2 separate regions of the Homo sapiens genome follow, and region 2 is linked to region 1. The links are chromatin loops, found by intact Hi-C in ENCODE. Cell type or tissue: ovary. All regions are shown on one strand.

What was found. A loop is a pair of places that touch in the nucleus more often than their neighbours do. Peaks named below come from ENCODE experiments on the same cell type or tissue, not always from the same donor. Only the 100,000 strongest peaks of a DNase experiment are listed, where the experiment ranks them.
Region 2: a loop joins it to region 1, with 7 times the contacts of the local background. A loop is called at or near these places in 108 of 110 quality-filtered maps.

What each region holds. Positions count from the first base shown.
Region 1 is chr6:150,887,629-150,895,628 of GRCh38, reverse strand. MTHFD1L (methylenetetrahydrofolate dehydrogenase (NADP+ dependent) 1 like) reads right to left here. Exons shown (of 28, transcript NM_015440.5): 7 at 7,648-7,784. Among named protein-coding and RNA genes, the nearest start is that of MTHFD1L, 26 kb to the right of the region's middle. In ovary, a CTCF peak has its summit at 3,542 (motif pointing left); a DNase peak (open chromatin) is centred at 3,538; H3K27ac peaks cover 1,141 bases.
Region 2 is chr6:151,320,155-151,328,154 of GRCh38, reverse strand. All of the region lies in intron 3 of AKAP12 (A-kinase anchoring protein 12), which reads right to left. Among named protein-coding and RNA genes, the nearest start is that of ZBTB2, 67 kb to the left of the region's middle. RefSeq lists a silencer at 3,636-3,836. In ovary, a CTCF peak has its summit at 3,727 (motif pointing right); DNase peaks (open chromatin) are centred at 2,624 and 3,814; H3K4me3 peaks cover 1,451 bases; H3K27ac peaks cover 2,812 bases.

The DNA.
Region 1 (8,000 bases):
AAAAAAAAAAAAAAACCACAAAAAACCCTAGACACTTTGATCCTTCAAAGGTGAAAGACCTATATTTTTTCCTTCTGTGAATACCAGTTTTGAGGGTCTCTGTGCTCAGGAGGAGAGGGAGAAATGAGATCCTCTGAGAAAAACAAAATAAAACGGTTCTCTGATTTCTAGGTTATTTCTTCGGCATGCAGCTGAGGTTTACCTCATCTCCCAGCTGGAGACCATTTCAGCATTGTCCAGCTGTGCCCTAACCACAGGTTCAGAGGAGACTCCCGAGGGAGCAGGGCCCTGCCGTACCTGCCCACCTCTCCCTTCCGTGCAGAGGGCACCACTCCACCTTGTAAACACCAAATGCAAAACCACACCCACTTCAGACTGGTTTTGGCATCAGAGTGAAATCATCGGGGTCAGGAAGAGGTTACCTCCAAATCTAGGCTCATTCCTGAGAGTGAAACCAACAGTGTCATTCCCCTGCAGGGCCCAGGACGCTGGGTGTGGGGGCCTGCGTTTGGGTGGAGGAAAGGCGGGGGGTTCCCTAGCCCTGCCCAAAAACACTAGCTCCAGTGCCTTGGCTTCCTGACATGTGACACTCCACAGCATATGGCTAATTTGGACAAATGCCCAGGCGTTCTTCCCCTCCCCACCTCTAGGGTCTCCGTGGAAATGCTCAACGCATCTCCAAGCCTGGAAAAGATGCTCAGAAACAGAACAGGAAATTTATTCTCAATTTTCAACCGTACACCTCAACGGGCGTAAGTTACAAAGCTACCAAACACAGAAGTCTATTCTGGTTTCTGTGGAACCCTAAGAAGGTCAATTCTTCATGCTCAGGCTCCGTGGAGATTTTATACCTAATCAGCGTCCACAGAATATCCTTCCGTTTAGACAGACGGACAGAGAAAGGATCGATTTCTATTTGTAACTAACTGGATATAACCATTCTTTAAACCTACAGAGCCTGAAAGTAGTAACTGGCCCATCAGGGATCTCCAGCCGACATGTTTGGAAGTAGAGTGACTTCCAAGTAACAAGAGGCATGGGAAGGAAGAGGTCCACAGCTTTGGAGGAAGGGAGTCTGTGACATCACTTAAAGTTGATAATAATCTACTGAGGACTGGAAGATGAGCCTGACTGGCCAAAGCTGGGCACCTGCTCTGGTTAGTCCCTCCTTTCTCTGGAACGTTGTCTCATGGTAGTCTTGCTTCTGGTTTCACTCCCTTGGCCAATATTCGGCTGGGAGACCTCACAGACAGAGAGCTGGAGACACTCTCTCCTTCCCCCACCCACACAATGGAAGCATTAATACCAGGCTTCCAGTGAAGGACCCTAAGTCACGCTATTTTACTAGTATATCTACTTACGATCTGAGTGATTTGCCTAATTGACCCATATATTTCTCTTCCTCCAGCCTGCACTCCAGGTTGCAGTGCGGTGGTGCAATCTCAGCTCACTGCAACCTCGACCTCCCCAGATTCAGGTGATCATCCCACCTCAGCCTCCAAAGTACCTGGGACTACAGCCACCACGCCTGGCTAATTTTTGTACTTTTTTAGAGATGGAGTTTCGCCATGTTGCCAGGCTGGTCTCAAACTCCTGGGCTCAAGCAATCTGCCCTCCTCAGCCTCCCAAAGTGCTGGGATTACAGGCGTGAACCACTGCACCCGGCCCACATTAGCATTTAATTCCATTCCCACAACTGCCCCATAAAGTAGGGAGTATTATGATTGCCTTTCTACGCGAGGGAACAGGCTCAGAGCAGCAACAGCTAAGGCTTGAGCCCAGAGCTGTGTGTCCCCAAAGCCTATGCTCTACTGTTTAATGAGAACACAAATGTTGTGCCGGACTGGAAACCTTCAAAGGCAGTTTCTAGTGGTTGCAGCAGGCTGCCTGATAACCGGAAGGTCAGCCCACACCGGTAAGACTACCTGTAGTTTAAGAGATGGTAGATAGAACTCTAGTGTTACACAGTCACACCGATGCCCAAACCTTTCACCCTCAGCTTTGGAAATCTCTAGCCAGATGTCCCACAGCAGGTATGTGTTGAGGGGATGGGGGGGTCTTGTTCCATGTCAGGTACAAATAAGCACAACAGAAATGCCCGTCAAAGATAACGTCCTTCTACTTAGTAGCCATAATCCTAAGCTTATTCTCTTTTTTCCTTAACTCTTTTACCATTGCCAATAAGGAGAAGTTAAATAGATTATAATCTTAAAATGCACTTTTATTCTTGGTTGATTAAGCTGGGCAACAAAAATCCCCATGTGGGCCAGGCACAGTGACTCAGGCCTCTAATTCCAGCACTTTGAGAGGGCCATGTGGGTGGATCACTTGAGGTCAGGAGTTCGAGACCAGCCTGGCCAACATGGCGAAACTCCATCTCTACTAAAAATATAAAAATTAGCCAGGCATGGTGGTGCTCGCCTGTAATCCCAGCTACTCAGGTGGCTGAGGCATGAGAATCTCTTGAACCCATGAGGCAGAGGCTTTAGTGAGCCGAGATCGCGCCACTGCACTCCAGCCTGGGTAACAGAGTGAGCCTCTGTCTCAAGGGGAAAAAAATCCCTATCTGTTGTTAAAATTTTTACTTCCAGTGTTTTTCACAGTGAAGCTTTTCCAAGGGTGTGCCAGGTGTCCTGTCCTGATTGGGTGCCCCAGGACACTAACCCATGCCTAGGTGGCTTTTTGCACCACTGTGGCCTCCAGACAGCCATTGAGTGGTACAATCCACATATTACCATGTCTCCATATTACCACGACTCCAAGGAAGGCTAGAATTCCTACTCAGGAAATGAATGGCAAGGGTTTTCTGCCCCATACATTCTTCTTGTAAAAATACAACAACAGAATAGTGACAATTCAAACGTCAGGCAGACACAGGGAGGCATATGGGTTACGGGGAAGTATGTGGCTAGTGAAAGACTAGCTGCTAACATGAAAGACACAGGCTGTCATTTGTGGTGGGACAGGAGCCTGACGTAGGTAGGTAGGCCAGGTAGAGGGGGACAAGTATGGGGCGGGGCTATGAACATTTCTTCCCATATTTTTGGCTACAAAGATGAAGCAATAATAAGAATGAAAGTTGATAGCCTCTAACATTCGCAATGGTGCCACTATAAATACCAAGGACTTAGGGAAAAAAACGTGTGTGCAACATCAACTATGAAAGAGAACCTTCTGGTCCATATGAAAACAAGAATGTTACCCAATGACCAGATTCTCCAGAAAGTGAAGCCACTTAATCGTTCTCAAAGTTCAGATGAGATTCATCCCAAAGTACAGAGACAAGGTGATTTATTCCCGTAATAAAAAAGTACTTTGAAAAATGTCTTTGTTTTTCAAAAATATAGATACAACTAGCAAAAGTATCTGTGACAGCTGCGAAAACATTCAATTGCCAAGGAAGGTATTTTCTCTCTTCACCACAGCTGTTCAGTGCAGGGCACGGTTTATTTTCCTCTTCCACTGAGCTTCCAAATCAAAATTTCTGGGCTCTCAAGTGCAAACTATTGCCCTTGAATTTTCTTGGATAGGCTGCCACCATGTGGTGACTGCTAAAAACGCACACAGGTTCACGTTTCATTGCAAGGCTGCCTTCCTGAGCTGTCTTAACCCAAGCATTACATAAATTGGATCCACCTGCCATGCAAAGATTCCAAATCTGCTGAGACACCTGGCTTCCCTGGCACGATTACAATTTACTCCTCATTTCCATTCTCACCCTGCAACATGAGGAACATGTATTTTTAGATCACATTCTGTAGTTACTGATTGTACTTAATGCATTCATTTAAAACTTCACTTTGCTTTAGATCTGTGAGCTGTACCATCATTTTTTAAAATGAAAAACAATCATTTCAGACATAGAAATGGAAAACAATAACCTAACATACCTAGACAACACCTATTGCCCAGTTTAAGAAAAAAGGCATGAAGGTGTCTAGGTTTCCTTTCCATCTATATCCACATCCTTGCCTCAATAAATGCTTTTCGGATTTGGTTCGTAGTTTGCATTATTTCTTTATATTTTTACTTCATTTGCATGGAATCCTAATATATATATAAGGATTATATAATTAATACATAATAATATAATATATATTATATATAATCCTAATATATATATTAAACAGTGATCTAAATGTCCTGACCTAAATATATATATTAAGATTCTATATATATATAAGGATTATATGTAATACATATTATATGTATGTATGTATTAGATTACATATATATATATATGTTGTGTTGCTTTCAGACACATATAAATGGTGTTGTATGAAATACATCCTTCTGCAACTTGGGTTTTTGTTCACTGAACAGTGTTTTAAAAAATTCTTCCAGCCCGGGCGCGGTAGCTCATGCCTGTAATCTCAGCATTTTGGGAGGTCGAGGTGGGCGGATCACCTGAGGTCAGGAGTTCCAGACCAGCCTGGCCAACATGGTGAAACCCTGTCTCTACTAAAAATACAAAAATTAGCTGGGCATGGTGGCGCACACCTGTAGTCCCAGCTACTCAGGAGGCTGAGGCAGAAGAATCACTTGAACCCAGGAGACAGAGGTTGCAGTGAGCCGAGTTCGCGCCACTGCACTGCAGCCTGGGGGATAGAGGGAGACTTCGTCTCAAAAAAACAAACAAACAAAAAACAAAACAAGAAAACATGTTGCTATCTACAGCTCTAGTTTATTAATTTTCACTGCTTGTATATCATTGTTTTATGAACTATGACTATGCATACTCTACATGCAACTATACTGATTTATCCTTTCACCCTGATGGGCATTTAGATCACTGTTTAAATACTTGTTGCAGTGCACTTGGTTTTTCAAGTCGCCTGCTTGGCTCTCTTCCAAGTTATACTTTCCTTCTTTCCTTTCCTTACTGTTCTAGAGCTTTTTGCTAGACTTTCCGTCCTGCTCTGAAACTTGCCTCAGTCTCTCCTTCTGCCTTATGGCCCTCAGTCCAATTCTTTCTTCCGAGGAGGCAAGAGCTGAAGTTGCTGCAGAACTGTACGGATACACCAGCACGAACTCGGGATAACTCGAATAGCTGCCACCGGTAACATATTTGGTGCGCGTGACTCAGATACATTCCCTAGTGGTCATCAAGCTCCAGAAGATGCTCAGGGAGGGATACTGTCCTCTCAATATTCAATAGTCACCGTTCCACAGGGGACCGCTGGCCTGCCCATCAGTGAAGGCGAAATCCTGCCCCTGTCTCCCTTGAACCTGGCTAGATACCGCTTTCACCAACTCATGGAGCCAACTCAGCCCTGACAGCAGAAAGGGGCCAAGACCCACAGAACCACCACTGCCCCTCTGTCTTAAACAAACAAACAAAACTTTTTGCACTATAAACATGCTGCTCTGACCATTTGTAAACACACCTTTGTATATATATGGGCAAGTTTTGTCTATTATATATATATATACACACACACATATATATACACTTTTTATTATTATTTTTTTGAGACGGAGTTTCGTTCTTGTTGCCCAGGCTGGAGTACAATGGTGTGATCTCGGCTCACCGCAACCTCTGCCTCCCGGGTTCAAGCAATTCTCCTGCCTCAGCCTCCTGAATAGCTGGGATTACAGGCATGTGCCACCACATCCAGCTAATTTTATATTTTTAGTAGAGATGGGGTTTCTCCATGTTGGTCGGGCTGGTCTTGAAACCCCAACCTCAGGTGGTCTGCCTGCCTCAGCCTCCCAAAGTGCTGGAATTACAGGGGTGAGCTATCATGCCTGGCCATATCATATATATTTAGAGTGAAATTCCTGGGTCAAAGAGTAGCTCAAACTCCATTAAACTGCTTTCCGAAATGCCTATTTCAAATTTAAACTCCCGCCAGCAATATATGAATTCCCATAGCTCCAGACATTTGTCAATATGGCTAACTGGCACTTTTTACCTACTGCCAATATGACTGGTGAGCAAAAACAGCAGGAAACCAGACAGCTTTTCACGTGTCTTTTAAACCTCGGGTTCCTCACCTGTTAGTGGTCTGTCATGTGTCCATTTTTCTAACAGATTGTCTTTGTCTCACTGATTTGTAGGAATCTTTTATAAGACACTAATTATTGGCTAAATGTTTGTTGTAAATATCTTCTACACTATAGCTGTCTTTTCACTTTTTTAAGAACTTCTTTTCAGAAAGAAAAACTTTGGGGTTTTTAAAAATTTGGATGCAGTCAGATTTATATACCTTTTCTTTAGCAATCTGTGCTTTTGGGGTCTCTTAAGCTATCCTTCCAACGCCAACCTCTTAAATGCATACGCCTATATTTTTTTCTATAAGTTTTACAGTTTTGCTTTCCACATTTAGGTATTTTAATATAGAAGTGATTTTTATATGTAGTGGCAGGTTAGTAATCCTATGCTAGACTCATATACATAACTAGTTAAGTCAGCACCATTTTTAATAGTTAATGTTTTAGCTTTTTTTTTTGAGACGGAGTCTCACTCTGTCGCGCAGGCTGGAGTGCAGTGGCACGATCGCGGCTCACTGCAACCCCTGCCTCCCGGGTTCAAGCGATTCTCCTGCCTCAGCTTCCCGAGTAGCTGGGATTACAGGCTTGCGCCGACACGCCCGGCTAATTTTTTTGTATTTTTAGTAGAGACGGTGTTTCACCATATTGGCCAGGCTGGTCTGAAACTCCTGAGCTCAAGTGATTTGCCCGCCTCAGCCTCCCAGAGTGCTGGGATTACAGGCATGAGCCACCACGCCCGGCCTTTAATAGTTAATCTTTTCCCCACTGATCTGTGGTACCTGCTCTCAAGCTTCCATATATGCATAAATTTCCACTTTCTTCTGTTCCGATCGTCTGTTTGTCTACCATATTATCCTAATTACTGTAAGTGCATAATAATTCACACTGTGTGGCTGGGAATGTCTCCCACCTAGTTTTTCCACAAAATTGTCTTGACTCTCTTTGTCCTTTATGCTTCCATTTGGATTTCAGAATCAGACTGTCAAATTCTACAAAATTTGCAGACAATTAGTATCTTTAAGATATTGCATCTTCTCCATGAAGATGATACCTCTGCTTTTATATGGGTCTTCTTAATAATTTTCATCAAAATTATAATTACTTTCAAAAGGTCATAATGCATATTAGATTTACCAAATGACTGTTCTGTACTTACTATGGTGAGAATTTAGTTTTTAATCACAATGTGGTGAATTACAGTGACAGACTTTCTCATGTTCAATCACCTGGAAATCCTAAAATAAACCCTACTTCCTGCTGTATTTGGTGTTCTCAGATTTCGCTCACGATTATTTCATTTATATTCATAGCTGAAACTGGCCTGTTAATTTTCCTTTAGCATGTTACCCTTCTTTGGTTTTGGCACTCATAAAGTCTGTTAGGCCACGTTCCTTCTTTTTCCATTTGCTGGAGAAAAGGATTGTATTAGAATGATCTGTTCTTTGTTTGATAGAGCTCATTTGTAAAACCACCTGTTGCCTTTTCTTGTTTGTTTGTCTGGTGAGTAGACTCATTCAATGTCTTTAATGGATATGGGTCTATTCAATTTTCTTCCTCTAATTTCTTGAATTAAGCACTTAGCTTATACATTTCTAGACTTTCTTCTGTTCTAACAGAAGCCTTCAAGATGTATGTTTCTAACATGAAATTTACCTTGCTTTGAAGCTGGCGTGTTTTCCACTGGATGCTCATTGTCATGGACCCTTTTCTCTGGAACAGGCATTGTAGAGCAGCTTCCAAAGACCCATGGGCCCCCACTACCAAAATCTTCTTTCCATCTAGGTTGACACCTACTAACCAAATGAAAATTCAATATTATACTCAAAACTTCAGATCCTTCCTTTAAGAACTTTATCTTAAGAAAAAAAGACCCTTTTAGGCTGGGTGTGGTGGCTCATGCCTATAATTCCAGCACTTTGGGAGGCTGAGGCAGGCGGATCACTTCAGGTCACGAGTTCAAGATCAGCCTGGCCAACATGGTAAAACCCCGCCTCCACTAAAAATAT
Region 2 (8,000 bases), 430 kb before region 1:
GGGGTTTCACCGTGTTAGCCAGGATGGTCTCGATCTCCTGACCTCGTGATCCGCCCACCTCGGCCTCCCAAAGTCCTGGGATTACAGGCGTGAGCCACCGCGCCCGGTTGTTACTGTCAATTTTTAAAGCTCTCATGGCTTTTCAAGATTCTGAGCAACTATTTAAAGATGATGATTATGAATCTTCCCCATCAGAATAACTTGCGGAGCAAAAACCAAATGACAGCTGAAACTCCCTTTCATTTTTACTTTTTCCACTACGTAAGATTTCTTGCTGGTAAATTTTTGGAGTTAAGATTTTCTGTGCACTTTCTTCTTACCAGGAAAAAGTGCAAAATTTTGCCATATCCTCCACACCCACATTGTAAGAAAAGTAAATTTAGAAAGCAATAGAGCCAATTACCTGATTTTGCCTTAAAAGTTAGTCCTTCCCACTATTTCCATTCATTTATCACTCCATTGGGATTATCTGAGCCAACTATTACAAGCCCCCTCAAGTGCTCCCAGTTTATTAACCTTTAATTACTGCTAAAACTTTAGACCACCTCCTTTTACCATAGGAATCTCAGTATGCGACTAATTGAATAGTGAATATAATAAAAATCATATTGTACCCAAAAAGTACTCAGAAAAAAGTCATGATCTCAGAAGCACCACCCCAGCTGTGACTCCCTACAATACACATTTGCATATTTCATTCATAGAAAAGTTAATGATCTGGGGGAAAAAATGGAGATTTTTGTGTTTTAAATTTTTTTCATTTTGTACAGTCTATTTATTAATAGTTTCGAGATATGGCATAAACTTTCAAGCTGAGTAAATGGTAGAAAGGTTAGCCAAGTCAACTTGGGGGTCGAATTTTAAGGAAATCTCAAAGTAAACAAGCTAATCTATAGGAAGTGAGAGATAATTTTAGTATTGCTGAACTTTCACATTCTTGTAAATTCCACTGGAGCGCATGGCTTTGCAGGAGCAGTTGCATTGAGAAAATTTTAAGTCCTAGAAATTCTACAGTTGATTAAAAAAAAAAAAAAAATGTAGGCCAGGTGCGGTGGCTCACGTCTATAATCCTAGCACTTTGGGAGACCAAGGCGGGCAGATCACAAGGTCAAGAGATCGAGACCATCCTGGCCAACTTGGTGAAACCCCGGCTCTACTAAAAATACAAAAATTATCTGGGCGTGGTGGCACGTGCCTGTAACCCCAGCTACTCGGGAGGCTGAGGCAGGAGAATCGCTTGAACCCAGGAGGTGGAGGTTGCAGTAAGCCAAGATCACACCATTGCACTTCAGTCTGGCGAAAGAGCAAGACTCCATCTCAAAAAACAAACAAAAAACAAACAAACAAAAAAAAAGATTTGGCAGCAATGATCTCAAATATTTAAAGAATAAAGAAGTCCTGTTCCTATAAAGTTAAATTCACAAACGGAATTTAATTTTCTTGATGACAGGAAGAGAAAATACGCAGGTTAGGCCACAGTACAATGGCATAAGACTATCAAATGTCAAGTTAGAGGAGCTGTAAGAGCATTCTAAAAGTTTGATGCGTGTAAGTTATTTGCTAGAAGTAGGCAGTAAATATTATAATTCATACTCACGGCCAGATTCCTAGAAAGTAAGCTAAAGAAACATACTTTTTTCTTTTTTTCTTTTTTTTTTTTTTTTTACTATTTGTTGCCTAAATAGTGTTGCTTCCTAGCCACCGATTTTATAATAACTATGGCTTTATTAAAACCACCACTTAAAGCAGAGCTTAAATGTTAGTCCCCTAAACCACCAAGTGTACCTTTATTCAAAGTTCCTAGTAAACAAGTCAAAATGCAAACACTTGTAATTTGCCCAGAAGAGGAATGTATTCTGTCTATGACTACGGCAAGAGATTAAGCTTTCACAGCTTATTTTCAAATTCACACAAATCTGACATATTTCTATTCAGTCGGCTGCTGTTGTTCCTCTCCACATCCCTCTCTCCCTAAGGGGAAGGGTACAACCCCGAACAAAATATACTAAAGGTCTCCCATAGGCACAGTCAAGAAGATTCCAGCTCAGCCAAAAATGAAACACTGAGGTTGTCTGATTCTTGCTGAGCCCAAGGGAGAATGTTCTTCTGAAGAAAAACTCAGTACACGGAGAGAAATAAATGCCAATAACGGTCCCGCCACTGACCTCCCGGGCTCCCCACCAAACGCTCATTCAACGGAAGAAAGCCCCTTTTCGTGCCCCGTGCCTGCCGTCCAGGGAGGACAAAAGCGACCTGGCTTGTGCCTTACCTGTGATGGTGATGGTCCCCAGCATATTTTAAGTAGCACTACTGTACAGGAGATCAGCTTAGCGGGTCCCTGCCCTCCCCGGCAGACGCCTAGTCTCCTGCCTGCCAACCGCAGGTGGTTTCGGCGGGATCAGAGCGGACTGAGCGCCCAGACACTCCCGGAGGATGGGGGAGAACCGGAGGTGCCCTCGGAGCTGCCGCAGCGAAAAGCAGAGCGCGGATGCATTTCCCCAGATAATTATAGGCGGACCCCCACCCACGCCCCCACCCAGCCACCCACACGCGGGCTGGCGCTGGCCCCTCCCTTGCTGAGCTCCAGGACTTCGGGAGCGCAAACTTCCCCGCCCGGGCCGCACAAGCAGGGGGTCACGTGCTTCACCTTAAAGCCCTCCCCCGAGCTGGGCTCTGTGAGTGGTCAGCGGGTTCTGCAGAGTCCCGGGAGGGTTTAAAGGGTGCTGGGCATGAGTTCGATGCTGGAGCCGGCGCATTGGATCTAAACGGTTACTTCATTCCTGGCACCGATTTACTAATACTTCTGTATCTCAGCTTTTTAAGTCATTTCAAGGAAATAGCCACACAGACAGTAAATTCTCCCTCCATTTTAAAGACTGCATTCTGCATCCTTATGTTTGTTTAAAGGTTGGTGTGGTGCCAACACCTCCCTTCTTGGCATCTGTAGCATTTGATATTTTCACCATCTGTGTCTTACGCATACACACACGTTGCACTGCTCTGAAGACTGGCAACTCTCAGTAGTGCTGTTTCCTAAACTCTTTGAGAAGGGCTCTCAGAAGTGAACTTGTTCCTTCTAACAAGTGCTGTCTTCAACACTTGACCAAGGCAACTTTTCAAAAGCAGACTTGAGCATGGGGTCTTTTTCTAAATGGCAGAAGTTAGCTAACTTTTTAGATCAAACTATGCCATGTTCCAATTTTTAGACACTATCATATCTCTAACATGCAAGCACACAACTCGGAAATCAAAGCCTATGTTAAAAGTTCAGAAGATTTCAGGCAGCCCTAGAATACTTCAATTCTTTCTCATTGAAGCTTCAGGTTTGTTCTTTGTAAAGACACGAGTGACGAATGAGTTGGTGTGGTCTCACAATTTTAATACACTTTTTTTGTACTCCAATTTTTTGTTAGGGTGGGTCCGTTAGGTCCCCTGGGTTTGTTCCCTTCTTTCATCCTTTCCCTATTTATCACTTCATGCCTTGCCTGCCTGACCCATTAACACCAGCTCTTCCCCTACACAAACAAAAAGGAAAGTTTTACTATTGCACTTCTCTTCAGAGAATGAAGATCTTGTTCATTATTGCTTGGGGCAGGGAGGAGGGAGGGGAGCCTCGGCGTAGACCACAGTGGGCACAGCAAAGAGAAGGGTGGGCGAGGAACAGGAGAATCAGGGAAAAATGGAAGTCCAGGAGAGCTGGCTGGCATGGCACGTAGTTGCACTTTTTGGGCACCAGGGGGCGCGATGCACCACACTCGGGCCCAGAGTGAGCAACGTGAAAACCGCTTCCTTGCTGGTAACCAGACCTTGTTACAAAAATCAGCTTCAGCCTCTCCAAAAGCCTGGCTTCCGTTTCACATCCTGGCAAATACCCGGCCTGGCGGGAACAGGGAATGATGGGCCTTGTCCTGACTCAGTGAGATATTGCCTGGAAGCTGACTCCCAGACCCAGCCACTGAGCTGCTTCCCAACCTTTTTTCTCTAGAGAAGTCTCAACTCTATTTCACAAATTGCTCCAATTTTAATAATGAGGCTGGTGTGTGTGAAATGCTGCTGGTACTGACCATCCTTCTGGAGTCCACAGAGCCAAGGGGGCAGGGCAACTTGGCCATTCCTCTCCTCCCAATCCCAGCCCCAGAGTGTCCTGGCTGTGCAAATCATGGATAAAGACGACTTGGGATGTTGCATCAGGGTCTACATTAATAAGTCCCTTCCCCAGAGATGTCCCAGGAGCCGTGGGTGATCTGGGATCTGAGGGCTTGGTTCTGCATCATTTCTCAGCACCAGTGGTTGGGGACAACACAAGGCTATCATCTGGTGCCACTTCTGAAATCGAGTCTGCCCTTGCAGAGCAGAATGAATCTCCAGCTCCTCTCCTTTCTATCAGTCCAAATTCTAACACTGGGACAAGCAACAGCTATTCCACTGAGCTGGATAGGAAGAAAAAGAAAAACACACAAAATGTCACTAGTTACACATTTAATACCCTAAACAACATTTTCAAAGGTCACTGTACTGCTGTTCAGTTTTGGCACTGAAACATTTCTTTTTATGACATTCATGAAGACGCTAACACATCTGATTTGATTTTTTTTTTTTTTGAGATGGAGTCTCGCTCTTGTCACCCAGGCTGGGGTGCAATGACGCGATCTCGGCTCATTGCAACCTCTGACCCCCGGGTTCAAGTGATTCTCCTGCCTCAGCCTCCCAAAAGTAGCTGGGATTACAGGCGCATGCCACCATGCTCGGCTAATTTTTGTATTTTTAGTGGAGACGGGGTTTCACCGTGTTGGCCAGGCTGGTCTTGAACTCCTGACCTCAGGTGATCCACCCGCCTCGGCCTCCCAAAGCGCTGGGACTACAGGCATGAGCCACTGCGTCCGGCCTGATTTGATATTCTTAAAGAGGCAATTAAAATCACAAGGCAGAGCAATAGATCATGTGGCAAGTTGTAGACTCTCTCAGCCAATGGGTCTCCTTTGATCTCTACCTCTAAGAATGATCAAGGACAGGGTGCACGGCCCAGCTGCCCAGCGAGCCTCTGTGTGTCTGCATTTACAAAGAAAAGTCATCAATTAGGATAAAAGCAGGAGTAAAGATGAGACCTAAGGTCACTGTCCAATGCAGGAGACTTTCTTTTATCATTTCCATTCTCTGTTTTTGTTAAATTAGGATTTTTAGAGGAAGACATCACCACCCAAAGCAAGAATTATAGGAAACATTTTGCTGTATAATACATAGATGGATGATAGAAAACGTGTTTTCCCAAATCAGAATGGTTCACTCAACAAATATTTACCAAGTTGTTGCTCCATATTTATTACGCAAAACACCCAGGGATCTAAATGAGATACTATCCCTGGCCTCGGGAGCTCAGTCATGGATGGTGCACACACCCAGTGGCAGGAGTGGGTGGTGGACACGCCCAGTGGCGGGAGTGGGTGGTGGACACGCCCAGTGGCGGGAGTGGGCAGCTCTAGTTTGGCTCACCTCTGAGGTAGCCTTGGAGCTGGTCTCTGAAGGGATGAGGGGACACTCCCTACCTGGGGCACAAAGGAAGGCGGTCCATAGGGACAGACGAGCATGGGCAGAGGCAGAGATGCCAAGAGCAGGACATTTGGGCAATCATGAGTGGGTTCCTCACAGCTATGAGGTTCGGAGTTTACTTAGGGAGGTCCGGGAGTTGGGGGCTTGGCGGGGAAGACAACACTGGAGATGAAACTAAAAATATTTATAAAGGGTCTTGAATGACATGTTAAAGACTTTGTAACAAATTATCCATTAAAAGTGAGCAAAGAATCTGAGTAGCCATTTCTCTAAAGAAAATATACAAATGACCAATGAGCACATGAAAATACGTCCAACGTTATTAGCCCTTAGAAAAATGCAAATCAAAACCACCTCACACCCACTAGGATGACTATAATAAAAAAGAAAAAAGACAACAGGTTGGGCGCGGTGGCTCACACCTGTGATCCCAGCACTTTGGGAGGCTGAGGTGGGCAGATCACGAGATCAGGAGTTCGAGACCAGCCTGGCCAACATGATGAAACCCCGTCTCTACTAAAAATACAAAAATTAGCCGGGCGTGGTGGCGGGCGCCTGTAATCCCAGCTACTCAGGAGGCTGAAGCACAAGAATTGCTTGAACCCAGAGGGGTGGAGGTTGCAGTAAGATGGTATCGCACCACTGCACTCCAGCCTGGGCGACAAAGTGAGACTGTGTCAAAAAAAAAAAAAAAAAAAAAAAAACATAAAGCTGATGTGCCTGGTTTAAAAAACAGGGGCAGGTGGCGGGGGGCAAGGAAGACCACAATAACAAGGAATGGAGAAGGTGGAACCCTCACACATCGCTATTGGGAAGGTAAAATGGTACAGCCACTTTGGAAAATAGGCTGGTAGTTCCTCAGAATGTTAAACATAAATTTATTATATGACCCAGCAATTCTCCTAGACATATAACCAAGAGCAATGGAAATACACACCCACAGAAAAACTTGTCCATCAATGTTCATTACAGCATAATATTCCTAGTAGCCAAAAGTGGAAGCAACCTAAATATCTATCAGCTCATGCAGGGATAAATAAAATTGAGCTTGTTTAATGGAAATGGGTTAGTAATAAAAAGTAATAAGAAATAAAGTACTGAAACATGCCATAACATAGATGAATATTGAAAAAACTTTAAGTGAAAGAAGCTAGTCACCAAAGAGCATACACGGTTTAATTCCATTTATTTGAAATGTCTACAAGAGGCGAATCCATAGACATAAAGTAGTTAGTGGTTACCTAAGACTGGGGGTTTTGGCGGGAGAGGGAGTGACAGCTAACCAGGATGGAGTTTCTTTATGAGGTAATGAAAATGTCCTGGCCAGGTGTGGTGGCTCACACCTATAATCCCAACACTTTGGGAGGCCGAGGCGGGCAGATCACTTGAGGTCAGGAGTTCAAGACCAGCCTGGTCAACATGGTGAAATCCCATCTCTATTAAAAATACAAAATTTAGCCAGACATTGTGGCGCACGCCTGTAATCCCAGCTACTCGGGAGGCTGAGGCATGAGAATCACTTGAACCCAGGAGGTGAAGGTTGCAGTGAGCTGAGATCGCGTCATTGCACTCCAGCCTGGGCAACAGAGCAAGACTCCCTCTCAAAAAAAAAAAAGAAAGAAAGAAAAGAAAATGTCCCACAGTTGATTGTGGGGGTGGTTATACAACTCTGTGAATATAGCAAAAACCACTGAACTGTGTACTTTAAATGGGTCAACTGCATAGTATGTGAATTACAGCTCACAAAAGCTGGTTTGTTTCTTTAAAAAAGAACTTTGTGCTGCTGGTTCTGAAGACTATAGGGAGCCATTGGAGGCTTGAGGCAGGGGATGGTGGCACCGAATTTGACTGTGATTTAGAAAAGGCAACCAGGCTGTGATGACGGGAGGAAGAGACTGAAGCAACAAAACAGATGGATGCAGTAGTGACGAAGGTGAGGGAGGAGTCCAAAGTCACGGTGCCCACAAGATGAAAGATGCAGTGCGAATCTGTGGGATCACCCGAACGGAATGATGTCCATGAAATAAGAATGGCCTGGAACCCTGAGGAAGAGGAATCTGAAAAAGGACCCTGGGAATGGACAGGGATTAGGGGCAATGAGGGAGAAAGTGGCAGCAAAGCCACATGTGGAGAGGATTAAAACATGGAAACAGTGGTCCACAGTGTGACAGCACAAAGTAGTGACACAGGCCGGGCGAGGTGGCTCATGCCTGTAATCCCAGCACTTGGGGAGGCCGAGATGGGAGGATTGCTTGAGGCCAGGAGTGCGAGACCAGCCTGGGCAACACAGCAAGATCCCATCTCTATAAAAAACAAAAACAAAAAACCAAGCAGTGACACAGGAAGAGAACGGGAGAGGCCTCGGAGTGGGCAGTCTGGAGGCGGGACCAGTGGACAGATGGCTGCAATAAAGCAGGCTACTTTCCTCTATTTTTCCTGAAAGGGAGGGGACA